Linked DNA regions of Homo sapiens: region 2 is linked to region 1. A link is a contact called in ENCODE Hi-C data. All regions are on one chromosome and are shown on one strand. Each heading gives the region's core, a stretch centred on a gene start or an enhancer-like site at or near the end of the contact. The rest is flanking DNA. Distances are from core to core; before and after follow the strand shown.

Region 1 (5,437 bases), core at 1,021-3,520:
ACCCTGTACCTGCAATGTCTGAATTCCCTTTTTGGAGTTGGTGTCTCTGCCTTTGTGTGTGTCTTGGTGAGCAGTGGGGCCCTGCCTCTGGCAATGAAGCTTCTGAGGCCACGTGCTTATGTTTCTGAATGCTAGCAGCCAGCCTGTGAGCCCGTGACCTCTACCCCCTGGAGCTCTAGCCCAGGACTCTGAATCTGGAGCTGTGGATGCACTGTAGCCCTGGGGCCACTTGGAACTTATTGGGCAAAGGAGGCAGCTTGTGTCCAAGGCTGACAACAAGGGACCTGGTTTTCCTGTGGCATGACCTTGCTAGAAGTGCCAGCTCCCGGGTTCTTTGGCTCCTTCCTGGGTTCCTGAGCCTCGTTCTTGTGGATTCTGTGAGCTACCTGATAGTCTTGCAAGAAATTCCTTTTCTTCTTAAATAGCCTGAGTTGGTTTCTCTTGTTCCTAACATAATCAAGAACTCTGAATGCTTAAGACCATGATTTTTCTTCTATGAATATTACTTTTATAATAATTAAAAATAGTTCAAACTAAATAGATTCATTTTAAAACATTTGGACACTTATGGTAACTCAGTTGAAAAACAAGAAATCCAGTGGGCATGCAAAGTAGATGGATTGGTGGTAAGCTCAGCATTGGTGGGAAGTGTCAGGTGAAGGAGGCTGGGTCGGGGTGTCAGGGCTTGGGTGATGGTAGAATTGGGTATAATGAGCTGTAATGTCTCAACGGTGATACCAAAGAGTTTCCTGGTAAAGCTCTTTTGTGAAGAGAAAATAATGATCTCTAAATGGACATTATGTGTTAGCAGGCATCCTGCACATTGATGGAGAAGAAAGAGTATAGATTTGGGTCAGACCCAGATTTGACCTGGGTACTGTACTTAGTTGTATAATTTGGCATAATACTTTACCTCTCTGAGACTGTTTCTCTTTTATTTCATATTTATAGTTATATATCTAAATATATTATCTATCCATCTACCTATATCTCAAACACACCACAGTGATATTTTATAATTTAGTAAGTGCCTTTTAAGAGGGAAAATATTTTTTATTAAAAAAATGGGAGCTCATTAGCCTTCTTACTCTTTTTTAAAAATTTTTATCTTTTGAGACGGAGTCTCACTCTGTCACCCAGACTGGAATGCAGCGGCACAATCTTGGCCTTCTGCAACCTCCGCCTCCTGGGTCCAAGGGATTCTCGTGCCTCAGCCTCCTGAGTAGCTGGGATTACAGGCATGCGCCACCATACGTGGCTTAATTTTTGTATTTTTAGTAGAAATGGGGTTTCACCATCTTGGCCAGGCTGGTCTCAAACTCCTGACCTCAAGTGACTTGCCCATCTCAGTCTCCCAAAGTGCTGGGATTACAGATGTGAGCTACTGTGCCTGGCCTACCTTCTTATTCTTATTAAAAATAATTAGACCTCTGCATTTATCCCACACCCAAACCTGACTTATACTCCACACAAATAACACTTTTTTTTTTTTGAGATGGAGTCTTGCTCTGTTGCCCAGGCTGGAGTGCAGTGGTGGCGATCTTGGCTTACTGCAGCCTCTGCCTCCCGGGTTCAAGCGATTCTCCTGTCTCAGCTTCCCGGGTAGCTGGGATTACAGGCACGTGCCACCATGCCCGGCTAATTTATATATTTTTAGTAGAGACGGGGTTTCACCATGTTGGCCAGGCTGGTCTCGAACTCCTGACTTCAGTTGATTTGCCTACCTAGGCCTCCCTAAGTGCTGGGATTACAGGCGTGAGCCACTGCGCTTGGCCAGAAATAACATTTTAAACATTTTCTGGTTTTAGCATTCTTGGTGGTTGTCCTACCTTGTTAAAAGTGAGGAATTTGCCACACGTATGTTAACCTGTTTCCCTCCTTTCTTGTTTTTTAAAAAGTTATTTTTGTTACTTCTATTGATGACTTTATTGTTGTAGATAATATTGTAAGCTTCTGTTTCTTAATTTCTGAACTTTGGATAGTATCTTTTGACCCTCTTTTATATAAGATAAAGAAATTATGACTTTTTTTACTTCTTTCCCTGCTTTCCCAGTTTTTGATAGTGATATTTTACTTTTATGTTGTCAGTGTCTTAACATTTACATTTTGCTCTTAAGCTATATTATATCATTCAGACTTTGCCTATAAATTGTTTCTCAGACAATGAAAACCGCTAATGGCATTTATTAGATTCTTTATTTCCAGATTCACCTGAGGCCTTGGTATAAGGGATGCCAACATTCCAGTGTCTGTGTTAGACTATCTAAGCAGGACTTGCAAAGCTGCTGGGTGAAAACCAGTTTTGCAACCCTTAGCTGATCTCCATCTCCCAGCCTAGAAAAAGATTAGGGATTAAAGAGACAAATGTTTTGGAGAAAGTTACTGAATTGCTGTGGCATTTTGAGTTCCACCTTCTCATGGGGAAAAGGGGAAGTATTTAAAGATAAGCAATTGGAGAATATGATAGATTCTTTGGTGTCTGACGGGACCGTTGTCGGCTACACCTGGGGATTCTAAAGGACGGATTGGAGCACCCTGTGGCCTCAGAGTTAAAGCCTGCAGTTGGAAATAATTCTATGTTCATAGACTAAGCACAACATGAATATACTTCTAGCTGACCAGATGGGCCTCCCAGGAAATAGCAGGCATGGGGTGAGCTCACATCCTGCCCAGAGAGGCCATAGGAAGTGAGCAGACCACAGCAGAAGGAGGCTGGGCCTGGACTCCTGGATGCTCAGGCTAAGGGAGCTGGAAGCTCAGCAGTAGGTATCTCTGAGGAGCCAATGGAAGCTCCATTCTGGAGAGAATCCCCTGTAAACACTTGCCAAGTCCCAACATAACAGGCAGATGAACTCTCCCTGCCCGTTACCTTCCCTACCAACATGGCTGTGGCCTTCCCCACACCCCCTTCTATCAAACCCAACTGTGTTGTAGGGGGAGCAGTAGACCCACACGAAAAAAGGGAAACAGAGCAGATTGAGGCCATTCCCTTGCCTTCCCACGGCAGGCTTGCTCCCTGCCTAGAGTAATAAGCCTGGTGGCAGAGAGAGAAGCTTACATTCAAATGAAGTTCCAAGTTTTGACTGGGACACAGCCTTGGACATTGTAATTACTGAAATGAGTTGTTTTGTGACTTGAAGTGACTGGAGGACTTTTTGTACCTGATATTGATCAGACAAGTCATGGTCCTGGACTCCAATTTCATCTTAAACAATCAGGAATAATGAGCCCTACAGAGTGGCCTTGAACAACATTGCAGCAAGGAAAGAAAGTGGTTTTCTGTTGACCTCCCTAAGCTCTGCTTGTTCAAGGGACCAGCTACATTATTTACTGCAACACCAGGAAGAATGATTGATATTAAAGAGAAGGAAATGTAATTCCATGTTATTCAAAGGAAGACTGTTTCCTTTGCCAAGTCAAATGCATTATTTTTTCTTATTCTCTAGTACGTGCTTGGTATCATGCCACATTCTAGTTTGCTTCATGTTTGGACCATGACTTTGATGTATATGTTTATATTTTTCTGAGATGTTCTAAATGATTCTTTTCTTTCTTTCTTTTTGTTGACAAAAAGGCACCTAATCTCAGAGATCATCTAGCTGCTGCTTCTTTCTGTCTTTCTTTTTTAAAAGAAGATCTCACTGTCACCCAGGCTGGAGTGCAGTGGCGCGGACACAGCTCACTGCAGCCTCGACCTCCTGGGGTCAACTGATCCTCCCACCTCAGGGCCAAGGAGTTGGGACTATAGGCATGTGCCACCATGCCCAGCTAATTTTTTTTAATTTAATTTTTTGTAGAGACAGGGTTTCACCATGTTGCCCAGGCTGGTCTCGAACTCCTGAGCTCAAGTGATCTGCCCAACTTGGCCTCCAAGAGTGCTGGGATTACAGGTGTGAGCCACAATACCCAAGCCTGCTGCTTTTTTCTTTATTGAGATGTAGTTGACACACCAAAAAATTCACACATTTAAAGTATACAATTCAATGGATTTTTAGCCTATTCCCAGATCTATGTAAACTTCACTACTATCAATTATGGAATATTTTCATCAGCCTCCAAAAAAATCCTGTACCCATTAGAAGTCACTCCTGATTTCCTCTCAATACCTTCAGCCTCAGGAAACCACTAATGTACTTTTTGTCTTCATAGATTTGCCCATTCTGGATATTTCAAATAAATGGAATCATACAGTATGTGATCCTTTGTAATTGACTTCTTCCAGTTAGCATATTTTTTAGCTTAATATTTTTAAGATTCACCCATGTTATAGTATCTGTCAGTACTTGTCCCTTTTTTATTGCTGAATTGTATTCCATTATATGGATATATCACATTTTATTTATTTATTCATCAGTTGATGGACATTTCCACTTTGGCTATTAGGAATAATGCTGGGCCAGGCATGGTGGCTCATGCCTGTAATCCTAGCACTTTGGGAGGCTGAGGCGGGTGGATCACCTGAGGTCAGGAGTTTGAGACTAGCCTGGCCAACATGGTGAAACCCTGTCTCTACTAAAAATACAAAAATTAGCCAGGCATGGTGGCGGGCACCTGTAATTCCAGCCACTCAGAAGGCTGAGGCAGGGGAATCGCTTGAACCCAGGAGGTGGAGGTTGCAGTGAGCCAAGATTGCACCATGCTACTCCAGCCTGGGCGACAAAAGCGAAACTCCATCTCAAAAAAAAAAAAAAAAAAAAAAAAAAAGAGAAAAAAAGGAATAATGCTGCTATGAACATTAGTGTACAATTTTTTTGTGGATATGTTTTCATTTCTCTTGGGTACATGTCTAGGAGTGGAATTGCTGATTCATGTGGTAACTACATGTTTAACGTTTTGAGAAATTGCTAAACTGTTTTCAAAGTGGCTATATCATTTTATATTTCCACCAGCAGTGTTTGAAGGTTCTAGTTTCTCCACGGTTTTGCCAACACTGATCGTCTGTTTTTTTGATTGTAGCCATTCTTTGGGGTGTGACGTGGCATCTCATTGTGATTTTGATTTGATGTTCAACATCTTTTTATGTGTGTATTGGCCATTTGTACATCATCTTTGGAGAAATGTCTATTCAGATCCATTGCCCATTTAAAAATTGGTTACTTGTCTTTTTATTATGAGTCCCTTATCAGATACAGAGGCTCCCCACTTACAATGTGGGTTATGTCCAGATAAACTCATCATAAATTGAAAATATTGTAAGTGAAAAATGTATTTAACGCACCTCGAGCATCATAGCTTAGTCAAGCTTACTTTAAAAAAACTCAGAACATGTACATTAGCCAACAATTGGGCAAAGTCATCTAACACAAAGCCTATTTTATAATAAAGTATTACATATCTCATGTAACTTATTGAATACTGTACTGAATATGAAAAATGGAGTAGTTTAATGGGTATTTGAAGTACAGTTTCTATTGAATGCATATGGCTTTCACACTAT
Region 2 (5,437 bases), core at 1,858-4,357, 49 kb after region 1:
TGGATCAGGGAAGAATGTTCCAGGTAGAGAGAGAGGGGCGAAGAACACCAGAGGCCACTGTGACCACAGCCCCGAGTCAGGGCAGCGGTGGGCAGTAGCTGCACAGGCTGCCTGTTGTGCTAGCAATGAGATACTGTTGAGGAGTTTTCAGCAGAAGAGTGATGGATGTCAGCATATTTTCAAAAGATCACCATGCTGCATGGAGAATAGTTTGGGCCAGACATGAGTGGAGGTGAGGAGTTGAGTAGAGAGGTTACATAGGAAATGGAGTACTGCTTCTTGCTGGGCACTGCCTGTGCACCAGCTACTATGCTAAGAGCTTTGCACACACTCCTATTTTGTGCTCATGACAGCATAGGCGGTGGAAGCTATTATTGTCCCTATTTGACAGATGTGGAAAATGAGGTTCAGTAATTTGCGCACGGTCCCTCCGCAGCTAAGGGGTGGAGCTGCCATTCACACCCAGGCAGTCCAACTCCAGAAACTGCTCTGTTCCTCGACCTCCCAAACATGAAATTGGTTTGCCATTTCATGCTTCTGTGGGAAAGGGCTGTTAAGACTTCTAGCTTGCCTCTCCAGACCACAGATTTCCTGGGTCCAAGCCAACGAACCATGCCAGAGTGGGAACTGTGGTGGGGACAAGGGATGGAGGAAAGGAGGGGAAAGACACTGGTGTGGAGGTGCTGAGCTGCGGTGGGAAGGGGGCTGTGGAAACAGCCCTAGAAATGGGAGAGATGGAGGGCTGTGAACAGGCTGGGGTCAGGCCCCTTGCCTGGGGTCAGCTCTGTTTGGGGAAGATCTACAGTGACATCTCAGAATGACATTTTCTCCGTTCTTATCCGCCCATTCCCAGAAACTGAATTCCCCTTCAGGCTCATGATCTTTCCATTTCTCTAGGAGTCCTCCTGTCAGCACCATAGCTGTCCAGTGGGGTCTGGCCCACTGCCCGGGGTAAGCCCTTGCCCTGTTTGAGGGCCTCACCGTAGTTCTCCAACATTCCGTGGACTGCCCATGCGGCCTAGTCTAATTTCTTCTCTCCTTCACAGCTCCTTGTGTACCCCCAAACTGGTTTCTCCAAGTGAGGCCCCACAGCAGTTAGCCAACCACTTTGTCCCACTCCTGTAGCCAGGCAAGAGAAGGGACTGGCCTTTCCTTCCCTCACTCAGGCCTGGCTGTGCCTTTCTCACTGCTCTGGAATCTTTTTTTTTTTTTTCCCAGCTGCATCCCTCTCCACCTTCCCTTCTGAACCCTATTGCTCACCTCCACCTGCCACCGCAGGCCTCCCTGTGTACCTGAAAGGCTCAAGGAAGACAGGTGGGCACCACAAGTGTGAACAGTGTCTGGCTTCTAGCTTTGGGGGGACAGTCACAGAGATGGCCTCAGCCATCCCGAGGAATGAGAAATTGCCAGCGACAACTGGAAGAGGAAAGGAGGCATAAAGCCTGAGAGCATCAGTTAGATGGACACCAGGAGCAAGGGGGGGCCTGTCTTAGCTTCATGGAATTGTCCCTGCAACTTCAGAAATGGCGAAATCTGAAAACCTATTTCTGCCTTCCTTCCCTGACTTTAAGGAGTATTAAAGTAAAAAAAAAAAACACAGAAACATATATATATATAACAATAGTTTACATATATTTAGCATGGGAGGGAACTCAGAAGTCATGTGATTTATCTCCTTCCTAGTTCATCTGGGTAGTAATATACTTTTAAATACTTAAGCATTAATAATGATACACATGCTCATAGGTTAACTGAACATATATAGCGAGGGCAGCTGTTTCGCCTTTGGAGTTCCTTAGGAATCCATAGTCCAGTGGTTTTAACAAAGCATTTCAAATGTGGTTATCAAAATTATACCAGAGGGTTGATTAATTAGCATAAGGGATGTTTGAAATAAGTTTTCACTGGTGAAGTAAATAATGTTCACAACATGTGGCCAGCTAGGAGCACTGCATAGTCATTGTTGCCTCTGTCCCAATGAGGCATCAGAATCTGGTCCCCACTTTGTGAGATTGTCACAGGATGGACTGAGATTCAAGCTGCTCCTTCAGAACCCCAACCTTTCAAGCAAGCTACGTATCTGAGAATCTGAGGACAGCTAGGACTTCCCCAAGCTTACAAACTGTTTTGTGCAGCCTTGCCAATGAGCATGGCTGGCTGGCAGAATTGCCCAAGACCTGCTTTCATTGGAGCATCTTGATGGTGAGGTTTGGAGGAGGAGTCTATGGCCCCTAATTTCCAGACGCTGCCTGTATTTGTCAAAAGAACCAGACATTTGCTGAACTGTCTAATTGGGTAGGTCAGATCATGCTACCCCCTCAATTTGCAGGAAAGGAAACTGAGGCCCAGTGCTAAGAATGGGGCAGGGGTAAGAGACCAGCACTTCTGGCTGGAGTTAACCTTTGGTGTCGTCCATTCCATGAATTTGAACAATGCATGATGACCTGTATCCACCACTGTAGTAGTATACAGAGTAGTTCCACTGCCCTAAAATCCTCTGTGCTCTACCCAGTCATGCCTCTCTCCCCTAACTCCTGACAACCACTGGTCCTTTGACAGTCTCCATAGTTTTGCTTTCTCCAGAATGTCACACAGTTGGAATCAGATACTATACAGCCTTTTCAGACTGACTTCTTTCACTTAGTAATATGCATTCAAGTTTCCTGTATCTTTCCATGGTCTGATAATCCATTAAAACCCTTGAAAAGTTATTTGATTCAATAGTCATAAAAGTAAAGTACTCTATCATGTTAACATCTCAAAGCACTTACCCTCATTTTCTGAATTTACTCATGTCAGGGACCAGGGAAAAACAGGTCTGCAGCCCACACTGGATTAGTGTTCACCTGGGTTCCCACTCTAGACGGCGTCTCCCAGTTTCATTTGTCCTGTGTGATAGGTCCTGGGGACACTGATGAAGAGGACTGGGAGGTAACAGGTGGGGACCCCCTCTTCCCTCTGCACCCGTATCTGTCTCTGAGGCTACCTGTGAGCTTAGGCCCGTCCTCACAGCGAGACCCACGGTGTGAAGATCCAAGGCTTTGGCGAGTCGCTCAGGATTAGGAAGAACTGGCAGAGGAAGGAGGGGGCTGCAGCCAGGCCTCCACCCAGTGGGAGTGGAATTCTGGAAGCAGAACAAAGGGGCCCATTTCCACCTCCCCCCAGGCTGCTGTAGGATGCAGAGGAGGACAGTGGGGCAGGGAGGGAAGGGCCCAGGACAAGGCCATCTTTGTTTCCGTGTTGTTCCTCCCTGAGGCCTCTGCAAGGAAAGCCAAGTCCGAAGTCAAAAGACGCCACTTTTCTTCCACTCTCTCTCTGCAGAAGCCTTCATCCTCTCATTCACTCAACAGGTATTTATGGAGCTCCAGGGTACCAGGCTGTGGGCCAGGGGCTGAGGGTAGAATGCAGAGCAGGAAGAGGGGACACACAAATCACAAATTACAAATGCAAAGCCATTTTCCTCTTGGCTGCTGAACCGTGCCAAGGCTCCAGCAAGGAGGAGGAGCCAAGAGAGGGTGACTTTGAGACCAACAGGTACACGCCTGGTTTCTCAGAGGCTGGCGTGAAGGCTCCCTCATCCCTGATTATCAAACAGGCTCACGTGGCAGATGGTTCACCATCCTGGGAATTCTTGATGAAAAGTTATTCCTGACTATTGTTAAAGATGGTAACGGGCCGAGCACCATGGCTCACACCTGTAATTCCAGCACTTTGGGAGGCCGAGGCAGGTGGATCACCTGAGGTCAGGAGTTTGAGACCAGCCTGGTCAACATGGTGAAACCCCGTCTCTACTAAAGATACAGAAATTAGCCGGGTGTGATCATGGGTGCCTGTAATCCCAGCTACTTGGGAGGCTGAGACAGGAGAATTGCTTGAACTCAGGAGGTGGAGGTTGCAGTGAGCCAAGATTGTGCCACTGCACTCCAGCCTGGGCGATAGAGCGAATAGAGCGAGACTCCATCTCAAAAAAAAAAAAAAAAAGATGGTAAGGAAGACTTATTCAAGCAGGAGCCACCGCAGTGGGGTTCTGCAATAGGGGAGAAAGGTCAGACTCAACCCCAAACATAGCAGGACAAGTGGAGATTTATACAGCCAAGGAGCAATGTTGGGGTCAGTAGATAGAAAAGTACTAAGAGGAAACGTGAGGGCTGGGGCAATTCTTGATACACCAAGTCACTAGGATTCTTGCTGAAGGCAGGCCAGGGTGATAAGCTATCAGGGTAGGGAATGAGGAATGTGATCAGATACCAAGGATAGGAGATTTTTGCTAAACTGACTCAGCAGAATTCTTGCTAAAACTGGACTAAGAGTCCAAGAGTCAGAAAGAGGACTCAGGCAGGGTGCAATAGCTCATGCCCATAATCCCAACACTTTGAAAACTGAGGTGGGAGGATCACTTGAGTCCAGAAGTTCAAGACCAGACTGGGCAACATAGTGAGACCCCATCTCTACAAAAAAGTGTAAAAATTAGCCACGCGTGGTACATGTCTGTAGTCCCAGCTACTCAGGAGGCTGAGGTTGGAGGATCACTTGAGCCCAGGAGGTTGAGGCTGCAGCGAGCCATGATTCCACTGCACTCCAACGTGGGTGACAGAGTGAGACACTTTCTCAAAAATACAAAAAAAAAAACCAACACCAAAAAACAAAACAAAACAACCAACAACAACAACAAAAAACATCAAAAAAAGAAAAAGAGGACTCAGAGGAGCCTTACTCAAGTTTGGTCAAGGGGTGAGTGTGTCCGACTCCAAGGAGCATCTCCGTTTCTGAGTGGGAACTCTCATGACACTGTGTCCCTTGCCTCAGGCTTGTCACTGTCTAAAGAAAAACGCTCCTTTCATTCCAACAGCTGGCAGGATCTCTGTTTTGCCCTAACAAAGAAGCTAGAGCCAAAATTCAGGATGAATCATCGTTCTTCTCTGGCAAAGTGGCTGTAGGTCCCAGGTCTATGGAGGCTTTCCCAGAATCTTTTAGATACTGTTCATGAATTCTGATCCAAAAGGAACATTTCATAGTGCGGGCAGGATCACATATTAGGCAGAAAACAATTCCAAGCAAGGAGAGTTGCTGGGATTATTCTGCTCTGGTCGCAAGCTGTTTCTCCCGCCGCACTGTATCTGCTTGGTGGAGACAAGCAGGTGTTCAACAGTAATCATACACCAAAATATGAGAGGTATCAGGCATGGGGGCCTCTCTCCTCATTTTGTAGATGAGGAGACCGACATCCAGAGTGGTAAACAAATTTGGTTTGTCTCATACGAGCTGCAAGTGTCAGCATGCCACAACTTTAGCCTGTGTCTCCTGCCTTCCATTACAGCAGACTGCTTGCTCTTCTCTAGACTGCCGTGGCAGGGAACTATGGGGAGGCGAAAGAAACACACCACTGGAACTCATAGGGAGCTGAAATGGTAACACCAGTGTGTCACTTACAAATGGT

What was found. Hi-C counts contacts between places; a loop is a spot of excess contacts on that map.
Region 2: a loop to region 1 is called in a map of HCT116, with 7 times the contacts of the local background. The contact joins two enhancer-like sites. A Hi-C loop is called at or near these places in 9 of 168 maps with a recorded cell type or tissue (A673, HCT116, astrocyte of the cerebellum and 6 more) and 1 of 37 single-sample maps with no recorded cell type.

The regions. Positions count from the first base shown.
Region 1 is chr9:69,344,508-69,349,944 of GRCh38, forward strand. All of the region lies in intron 2 of ENTREP1 (endosomal transmembrane epsin interactor 1), which reads left to right. Among named protein-coding and RNA genes, the nearest start is that of ENTREP1, 22 kb to the left of the region's middle. Within about 2 kb of position 2,271, at least 3 of the 41 ENCODE cell types and tissues checked have a DNase peak (open chromatin) inside an H3K27ac peak, as active enhancers do; they include breast epithelium, where a contact is called at or near this core.
Region 2 is chr9:69,392,683-69,398,119 of GRCh38, forward strand. No RefSeq gene overlaps it. Among named protein-coding and RNA genes, the nearest start is that of ENTREP1, 70 kb to the left of the region's middle. Within about 2 kb of position 3,108, at least 2 of the 41 ENCODE cell types and tissues checked have a DNase peak (open chromatin) inside an H3K27ac peak, as active enhancers do; they include breast epithelium, where a contact is called at or near this core.